Linked DNA regions of Homo sapiens: region 1 is linked to region 2. The links are chromatin contacts, found by Hi-C or POLR2A ChIA-PET in ENCODE. All regions are on one chromosome and are shown on one strand. Each heading gives the region's core, a stretch centred on a gene start or an enhancer-like site at or near the end of the contact. The rest is flanking DNA. Distances are from core to core; before and after follow the strand shown. Region 1 holds the start of TAFAZZIN (tafazzin, phospholipid-lysophospholipid transacylase). Region 2 holds the start of TMEM187 (transmembrane protein 187).

Region 1 (2,797 bases), core at 167-2,666, 440 kb after region 2:
CAGCTACTCAGGAGGCTGAGGCAGGAGAATTGCTTGAGCCTGGAAGGCGGAGCTTGCAGTGAGCCGAGATCACACCACTGCACTCGCACTCCAGCCCGGGCGACAGTGCGAGACTCCATCTCAAAAAAAAAAATCAATAAATTATGGTTTAAAAATAAAAAACAGGCCAGGTAGGATGACTCACACTTTGGGAGGAGAGGCAGACAGATCACCTGAGGCCGGGAGTTCGAGACCAGCTTGACCAACATGAAGAAACCCAGCCTCTACTAAAAATACAAAAATTAGCCAGGTGTGGTGGCTTGCGCCTGTAATCCCAGCTACTCAGGAGGCTGAGACAGAAGAATCGCTTGAACCTGGGAGGCAGAGGTTGCAATGAGCTGAGATCTCGTCACTGCACTCCAGCCTGGGCAACAGAGCAAGACTCTGTCTCAAAAATAAAAATAAATAAAAATAAAAATAAAAAACTGCCGGGTGCGGTGGCCCATGCCTGTAATCCTAGCACTTTGGGAGGCTGAGGTGGGTGGACTGCCTGAGCTCAGGAGTTCGAGACCAACCTGGGCAACATGGTGAAACCCCATCTCTACTAAAATACAAAAAAAAAAAAAAATTAGCCGGGCGTGGCGACCTGCGCCTGTAGTCCCAGCTACTCAGGAGGCTGAGGCAGGAGAATAGCTTGAACCCGGGAGGCGGAGGTTGCAGTGAGCCGAGATTGTGCCACTGCACTCCAGTCTGGCGACAGAGCGAGACTCCTAAAAAAATAATAATAAATAAATAAATATAAAATAAAAATAAAAAACTGGCTGCTTAATGCATAGGGGGCTTTCTTTCCGGGTCATGAATATGTTTCAGAACTAGAGGTAGTAGCTGACATTGTGACTGTATCAGATGGTATAAAATACTGTTTCTTGTATTACATATGATACACAATATGTTTGTATATATTGCTGTATATATTGTATATTTTGCCATACAGTAGATTATACATTGCTACATACACATAGTATCATGTAGTACTGTAACTATGTCAAATTGTATATGTGGCTGGGCGGGGTGGCTCACGGCTGTCATCCCAACACTTTGGGAGGCCGAGGCGGGTGGATCAGAGTGTGATGGCGGGCGCCTGTGGTCCCAGCTACTCGGGAGGCTGAGGCAGGAGAATCGCTTGAGTCTGGGAGATCGAGGCTGCAGTGAGCCATGATCCCATCACTGCACTCCAGCCTGGGTCTGGCTGGACCCTGTGTCAAACAAAAAACAGAAACACTAGAGAGACAAAAGGCGAGCGCAGGAGGCTGCCAGGAAGCGGGAGCCCCACGGGGTGACGGCCACTTCCCGCCGCCCCGGGGCTGGCCTCGCTGCCGTCAAGCGGCCCGTGCGCGCTTTGCGACAGTCGGTCGGGCTGGGCACCGGCGCAGGTTCGCTTTCCGGCGGTTGCACCGGGCCGGGGTGCCAGCGCCCGCCTTCCCGTTTCCTCCCGTTCCGCAGCGCGCCCACGGCCTGTGACCCCGGCGACCGCTCCCCAGTGACGAGAGAGCGGGGCCGGGCGCTGCTCCGGCCTGACCTGCGAAGGGACCTCGGTCCAGTCCCCTGTTGCGCCGCGCCCCCGTCCGTCCGTGCGCGGGCCAGTCAGGGGCCAGTGTCTCGAGCGGTCGAGGTCGCAGACCTAGAGGCGCCCCACAGGCCGGCCCGGGGCGCTGGGAGCGCCGGCCGCGGGCCGGGTGGGGATGCCTCTGCACGTGAAGTGGCCGTTCCCCGCGGTGCCGCCGCTCACCTGGACCCTGGCCAGCAGCGTCGTCATGGGCTTGGTGGGCACCTACAGCTGCTTCTGGACCAGTGAGTGGGCCCAGGCCGAGGCAGGCCCGCCCGGGTACCCATGCCCGGCCGGAGGTGGGACTTAGGGTGGGGGACGCCGCGGCCCCGACCTAGCGGGCGAGCCCGGAGCGCCTGACTTCTCCTTCCCCGCCAGAGTACATGAACCACCTGACCGTGCACAACAGGGAGGTGCTGTACGAGCTCATCGAGAAGCGAGGCCCGGCCACGCCCCTCATCACCGTGTCCAATCACCAGTCCTGCATGGACGACCCTCATCTCTGGGGTACCCGGGCCAGTGTGCTGGGCAGGGGGAGGAAAGGCGAGGATTCGGGACGGGCCCAGCCTCGTCAGAACAAACCCCTTCTCGCTGCCTTTTCATGGAGCCCTGGCACTCCGGTTTCCGGGCGTTCTGCCCCAGGGCTGAGACTTGGATTTGTGGCTCCTGCAGCATCCCTGAGGGAGCATGATTTGGAGAGGGCCTTGGGCATGGAGCAGGACCAAGGAACGGCCACAGGGCATATCTTACAGCTCCTTTAACGTCAGGCCTCCAGAACCCTCTGTTCTCTAAACCATCCAGGGCCCCACAGTCTTGGGAAAAATTTGGGGGTTGGACATAGGATATCCTGTGAGGAAGTTCTGGGCCAGGGACTGGAAGCCCAGTGTCCTGGCTTCAGGTTTGCCCCTGGCTGGGCGTGTACCGTTCAGCCCTATTTGGGAGCCTGGTTGCCACACCTAGAGGTTCCTGCTCTGCTGACTTCACAGGAAGTTGCTTGGCTCTGGTAACCAGATGGCCGGGTGGAGGGGTGCCTGGGGCTTCCACTCCTGAACAGAGAGCTTAACTGTCCTAGAGTTCATGGGGAGCCACCTAGCCACACTGGAGCCCTTCAGAGCTCACCCTGGCTGCTGGGTGGAGAAAGGCCTATAGATGTCACAGGTGGATCCTGGGAGGCCAGGAAGGAGGACTTGGAGCCATCCACTAGCCTAGACT
Region 2 (6,227 bases), core at 1-2,500:
GCGCCGTACGGCTTGTGAAGTCTCGCGCCTCTCCCCTTAGTCCGCCTCTGCTGCTCAGGCTGCGCCTGCCGCCGTGGGAGCCGCCATCTTGAGACTAGCTCCCCGTTCCCCCCTATTCTCTTCCTCCTAGGTCAGTTCTTCCACTGCACACCAAACTCAAGGCGGTGTCCGATCCTCACTTCCCGCCTTATGACTCCTTCCCACAGGAGCCGCTTCAAAGAGCTAGAGTTAGGCCCCGAAGCGGCAACTGTACGGCAGAAGAAGCGGTAACGGCAGGGCGCTCATGCCTCCTCCCTGGGAGCCGCCATCTTGTGTGAAGAAGTAACAACTAAACATGGCGGCAGCGGCGCCGGCGGTCGGGCGAGGAGGCGGAGCCGGGTGACGTCACCGCTTCCCCCCACTCGCCCTCGCACCGCTTCGCCCCTGGGCCCAAGCCTCTTAAAGGACCCCTGCGCTGCCTCGCGGCGGGGGTGGGGGTCGGCGCTGCCGCGCGCTGGGCTAAAGCTCGAGTCGCGCTCAGATCAGGTGCAGGCGCAGGCGCGCCCCGCCCCACGGCCCCCCCACCGGGCGAGCCTCCACGCCTCCGCCCTGGGAGCCGCCATCTTGCCACTTCCCCTCGCCCGGCCGTCCGCGGGCGTCAATAGCGACTTTCAGCACAAAACAAAGATGGCGGCGGCGGCATCTCGGAAATGCCCGGATGAGACTGCTAACCCCTCCGACGCGCTCGGCCCCGCCCCCTTGGGAACGGTCTCTCGGGTTGATAAGGGACGCACGCCCGAAGAACTGCCTTTAACCAGCACTGGGGACAGCGGCACGCAGGTGGCCGGGGTTGGCGAACAGCCACTGCAGCCGCGCCTGCGGCCGGGAAGCGAGCATTTTCGCGCCCTGCACACCCAGCAGCCGCAGGAGGCGGCCCGAGGCGCGCCGCGGGGGAGCCGGGGGCGGGGCGACAGTGGGAGGCGACGCAGCCGAGCGCCGGCGCCCGGGGGTGGAGCCTCCGCCCGCTCCCAGGCTCCCAGGCTGCGGGGCCCGCCCTCGGGCGCCACCGCCTCCGCCCGCGCCGCAGCAAAATGAGCCGGGCCGCGCGCCCCAGACCGCCGCGCGCTCGGCCGCCCCCACTGCCGAGAGGCCCGCAGTCGGGCCGGTGGCGCACGAGCCGGGCGGGCGACCGCGGGAGGCGTCCGCGTCATCTCGCGTCACCTCGCCCCGCCCGCTTCCCAGGCTTCGAGTCCCGCCCTGCGCGCAGGCGCACCGGCGCTGCTCGGATCCTCCCTTTTCGGAGATTTGAATTTCCCCCAGCGAGGCGAGTGAGGCGAAATACCCGTATGGTGATAGCTGGCCTTTTCGCGCCAATACTGTAAGTGCTCACCGCAGCCCTGGGAGGTGGGTCCCGGCCTCGCCCCCACGTTTCGCCTCCTCTAGGAGGCCGCCCGGGCGCGGCGGCGGCGGCGGCGGCGGCGGCATCCGCCCTGCCACGCGCAGGCCGCAGCGCGGGGACCCAAGCTGCTGCCCGGGAGCGGCAGTCGCCAGTAGAAATGGACAGACCGGTCCTGTCAGAGCCTGTGGCTTTTGTTGTAAACGTCTAGAAGTTCAGTTAAATTACAAGATCTACCAGATCTACCGGCGGGCAGAATTATTACTTTGAAGTTACTGAAGTTATGCGTCCTGCTGGAAGACCTTGTAATTTAATGCGTTAGTAAAGAAGCACACGTCACCCTCTCACACATTTTCAACAATATTTTTAAAGTCGCCTCTCAACATATTACATGTATTTTGTAATCGTCTGTGTTTTAGTTCATGCAGTTGGAAGTATCCATTTGAGAAGGGACAAAGAGAAGAATTCTTGCCTGTCTGTGCCACCACCTGCTCTTTGTGACCTTGGCTAGTTACCTCACATATGTCCCCAAGTCCCCCACCCATGGTAAATAAGAAAACTAAGGCCTGATGCGTTGGCTCATGCCTGTAATCCCAACACTTTGGAAGGCTGAGGTGGGAGGATTGCTTGAGCCTAGCCGGGGCAACATAGCGAGACCCGGAGGCATGGTGGCACACGCCTGTGGTCCCAGGTACTTGGAACGCTGAGGTGGGAGGATGGCTTGAGCCAGGGAGTTCAGGGCTGCAGTGAGCTGAGATCGCGCCACTGCTCCAGCCTGGGCGACAGAGCAAGACCCTGTCTCAAAAACACACACACACACACACACACACACAAAAGCAGCTGCTGGTTTCCAAGGGCCTTGCCTGGAATCAGTCCAGAAGCTAAATTAATGTTAATTGATATTCCTTTATCCACAGAAAGACAGCAAGAAAGGTCATGCGGAGCGGGGGACATAACTAACCATAAATGCTAAAGGCCTGGAGGTGACAGTGCCTGCTGTTTAAACGCGTGCGGGAGAGTCTGGGGCCTTTAGCCAGGAGATTGTCAGGCTTCCCAGGGCTTCCCTGAAAGACCCCAGACCCAGGGGCCAGTGCTGTTGAGGTGTTGGCTTTCCCATGCCAGGCGCTGGGGGAAGCTGTGACGAGATTTGAGTGTCACATAATAAGGATCATGGCAATTCAAAGGTACAGGGAAGCTAGGCTATAAGGTAACCAGCTCGGTTTTCCTGGGGGTCTTGGACAGGTGCTTTGATTACATGGTCACTGTCAGCCCGTACCCCCGGTCAGATAGACTGAACCCCTGCAGCCGGAAAGAGGAGTTGCTTTCCATGCCCTTCCTGGAGTTCTTCCTCGATCAAGTTGACAGTGTTTGACTCTTGTTCCAGCTCTCCGCCCTGCTTGCTGGCAGGCAGGAGGGTCAGACTAGCATGGGTGCCATGGGGCCCTAGGTGGGTGCAGGGAAGGACCTGTAGACGCCATGCGGGGCCTCAGCTGGTGTCTCAGCTGGAGTCAGGAGCTGAACGGGGAAGTGCCTGAGAGGAAATGACAGCTGAGTCAAGGGCAATGGCCAGGCGAAGTGGGCAAAGGGCTTCCAGGACAGAGCTGGGCCTGAGGAGCTCACAGGGCTGGATGGGGATGGCACTTTAAGTCTGGCCAAGACTTTGGGACATGATCCAGGACATGGAATGGGAAGCTGGTCATGGAAGGGTGGAAAGCCAGGGCAGACATGATCCCATCCAGGGCTGCTCAAAGATGCTGGGGCTGCGGTGTGCACACCCCTGGACCCAGAGGCTTTTTTGACTGGGAGGACGGGGCAGGAGGAGTTCGGGTGCCCCATGCTGAGATGGCAGGCTTGTGTGAAGCAAGGACGTATGGAGTGATAGTGAGGACTGTGGTTCCTGTGTGGCAACACCATGCTTCAGAGGGCAATGGGGCACCCACATGCCAAGCCTGGTGGCCCTCCTCAGCAACGGAACTCCAAGGCAAGAAGGCTGAGAATGAGGCCCAGGAGGATGCGGTGGGCCCCAGGACCTGCTTGAGAAGTGAAATAGCAAACAGGACTGGTAAAAGGGAGCAGAGGTGCTGGCTTTGTTCTTTAATATAATTGAATTGAAATTGAGCAGGGCTTCACTGGGCATCTGAGGAAGAGCAAGGAATCAGACCCTGTCCCACCCATTTGGGGCCTAAATTGCAGTAGGGCAGATGGACATTGCACCTCAAAAATAAACAGTGCTTGTCACATGAATCATTTGCAAATATTTTCTCCTATATTGTCTCTTCATTGTTGATTGCTTCTGTGCTGTGCAAAAGCTTTTTACTTTAATATACTCCCATTTGTCTGTTTTTGTTTTTGTTGCCTGTGATTTTGGGGTCTTAGCCATAAAATCTTTCCTGGAGCATTTCCCCATTTTCTTCTAGTAGTTTTATTTTATTTATTTTATTATTTGTATTTATTTATTTATTTATTTTTTGAGACACAGTCTCACTCTGAAACCCAGGCTGGAGTGCAGTGGCACAATCTTGGCTCACTGCAACCTTAGCCTCCTGGGATCAAGCGATTCTCCTGCCACACCCTCACAAGTAGCTGGGATTACAGGCGCATGCCACCACCCTGGCTAATTTTTATACTTTTAGTAGAGATGGGGTTTCACCATGTTGGACAGGCTGGGCTGGAACTCCTGACCTCAGGTGATCTGCCCGCCTCAGCCTCCCAGTGTGCTGGGATTACAGGTGTGAGCCACCACACCCAGCCTTTTTTTTTTTTTTTTTTTTTTTTTTTTTTTAAAGACAGAGTCTTGCTCTGTCGCCCCAGGCTGGAGTGCAGTGGTGTGATCTTGGCTCACTGCAACCTCCTCCTCTTGGGTTCAAGCATTTCTCCTGCCCCAGCCCCCTGAGTAACTGGGATTACAGATGTGCGCCACCACGCCCGGCTACTTTTTGTATTTTTAGTAGAGACGGGGTTGCACTGTGTTGGCCAGGCTGGTCTAGAACTCCTGACCTTAAGTGATCTGCCCGCCTCAACCTCCCAGTGTGCTGGGATTACAGGTGTGAGCCACCGCGCTGGCCTCTTCTAGTAGCTTTATAGTTTCAGGTCTTACTTTTAAGTCTTTAATCCATGTTGAGTTGATTACTGTGTGTGGTGAGAGATAGGGGCCTAGTTTTCATTCTTCTTCACATACTTATCCAATTTTCCCAGTGCCATTTATTGAAGAGACCATCCTTTCCCCAATGTAGGTTCTTCGTGCCTTTGTACTACTTATAATAGCTAAGATATGGAAGCAATCTAAGTGTCCACCAGTGGATTGATATGTAAAGAAAATGTGGTATAGATACATGATGGAATATTATTGAGCCATTTAAAAATAAACTGTTGGCGGGCGCGGTGTTTCAAGCCTGTAATCCCAGTACTTTGGGAGGCCAAGACGGCCAGATCACCTGAGATCAGGAGTTCGAGACCAGCCTGGCCAACATGGCGAAACCCCATCTCTACCAAAAATACAAGAATTAGCCAGGTGTGGTGGCAGGCGCCTATAATCCCAGCTACTTGGGAGGCTGAGGCAGGAGAATTGCTTGAACCTGGGAGACGCAGGCTGTGGTGAGCCGAGATTGTGCCACTGCACTCCAGCCTGGGTGACAGAGCGAGACCCTGTCTCAAAAAAAACCAAAACCAACTATAAAAAATAAAAAAAATAAAAAACTATTGGCTGGGTGCAGTAACTCACGCCTGTAATCCCAGCACTTTGGGAGGCCAAGGTGAGAGGGTCGCTTGAGCCTAGGAGTTTGAGACCAGTCTGGGCAACATAGCAAGACCCTGTCTTTCAAAAAAAATTTAAAAATTTGCCAGGCATGGTAACATGCCTGTGGTCCCATTTACCTGGGAGGCTGAAGTGAGAGGACCACTTGAGCCTGGGAGGTGGAGGCTGCAGTGAGCTGCAATCACACCACTGCACTCAGCCTGGGAGACAGAACGAGACCCTGTCTCAAAGAAATAAACAAACTAATAAGATAAATCTTGTTATTTGTGGCAACATGGATGAGCCTAGAGGACGTTATGTTAAGTGAAATAAGCCAGGAACAGAAAGATAAATATTGTATGTGTTAATTCTTATGTAAAATATTTAAAAAATCAAGCTCATGGAAATAGAAGCATAGTGGGTATTAGAAGCTGGAAAGATTAGAGAGTAGGGAAAGATTCGGAGGAGTCGGATAACAAATACAAAATGCCAGCTTCATAGCATGAATGGATCCTGCTGTTCTGCACTGTAGGGTGAGCACTGTTAACTACAATTTCTTGTGTATTTTCAAAAGACTATAAGAAAGGATTTGGAATGTTCCCAACACAAAGAAATGATAAATGTTCCAGGTGATGGATATGCTAATTACCTTGTTTGATCATTATACATTATATACATGTATCAAAATGTCACTCTATATGCTATTAAAAATAATAAAATAGGCTGGGCACAGTGGTTCACGCCTGTAATCCCGGCACTTTGGGAGGCTGAGGGGGACAGATCAGTTGAGGTCAGGAGTTCAATACCACCCCAGCCGATATGGCAAAATCCCATCTCTACTAAAATACAAAAATTAGCCGGGCGTGATGGCCCGCCTGTACTTCCAGCTACTCGGGAGGCTGAGGCAGGAGAATCGCTTGAACCCGGGAGGCGGAGGTTGCAGTGAGCCGAGATCCTGCCACTGTACCCCAGCCTGCCCCACAGAGCGAGACTCTGTCCCAAAAAATAAATAAAATAGGCCAGGTGTGGTGGCTCACGCCTGTCATCCCAGCACTTTGGGAGGCCGAGGCGGGCGGATCACTTGAGGTCAGGAGTTGGAGACCAGCCTGGCCAACATGG

The links. Hi-C counts contacts between places; a loop is a spot of excess contacts on that map. ChIA-PET counts read pairs that join two places held with the same protein, here RNA polymerase II (POLR2A). Pooled maps may share reads with other maps.
Region 1: a loop to region 2 is called in a pooled map, with 8 times the contacts of the local background. The contact joins the promoter of TAFAZZIN here to the promoter of TMEM187 in region 2. A Hi-C loop is called at or near these places in 1 of 168 maps with a recorded cell type or tissue (CD8-positive, alpha-beta T cell) and 7 of 50 pooled maps. POLR2A ChIA-PET finds 5 or more read pairs at or near these places in 3 of 52 experiments (H1, IMR-90 and WTC11).

What each region holds. Positions count from the first base shown.
Region 1 is chrX:154,410,123-154,412,919 of GRCh38, forward strand. TAFAZZIN (tafazzin, phospholipid-lysophospholipid transacylase) reads left to right here and starts at 1,417. Exons shown (of 11, transcript NM_000116.5): 1 at 1,417-1,830; 2 at 1,964-2,092. The coding sequence starts at 1,722. It also overlaps a transcript of DNASE1L1 not described here. RefSeq lists a silencer at 1,404-1,943.
Region 2 is chrX:153,971,504-153,977,730 of GRCh38, forward strand. TMEM187 (transmembrane protein 187) reads left to right here and starts at 1,251. Exons shown (of 2, transcript NM_003492.3): 1 at 1,251-1,357. It overlaps HCFC1 (host cell factor C1), which reads right to left and starts at 315. Exons shown (of 26, transcript NM_005334.3): 1 at 1-315. RefSeq lists an enhancer at 1-165 and silencers at 396-635, 866-1,315, 1,426-1,535.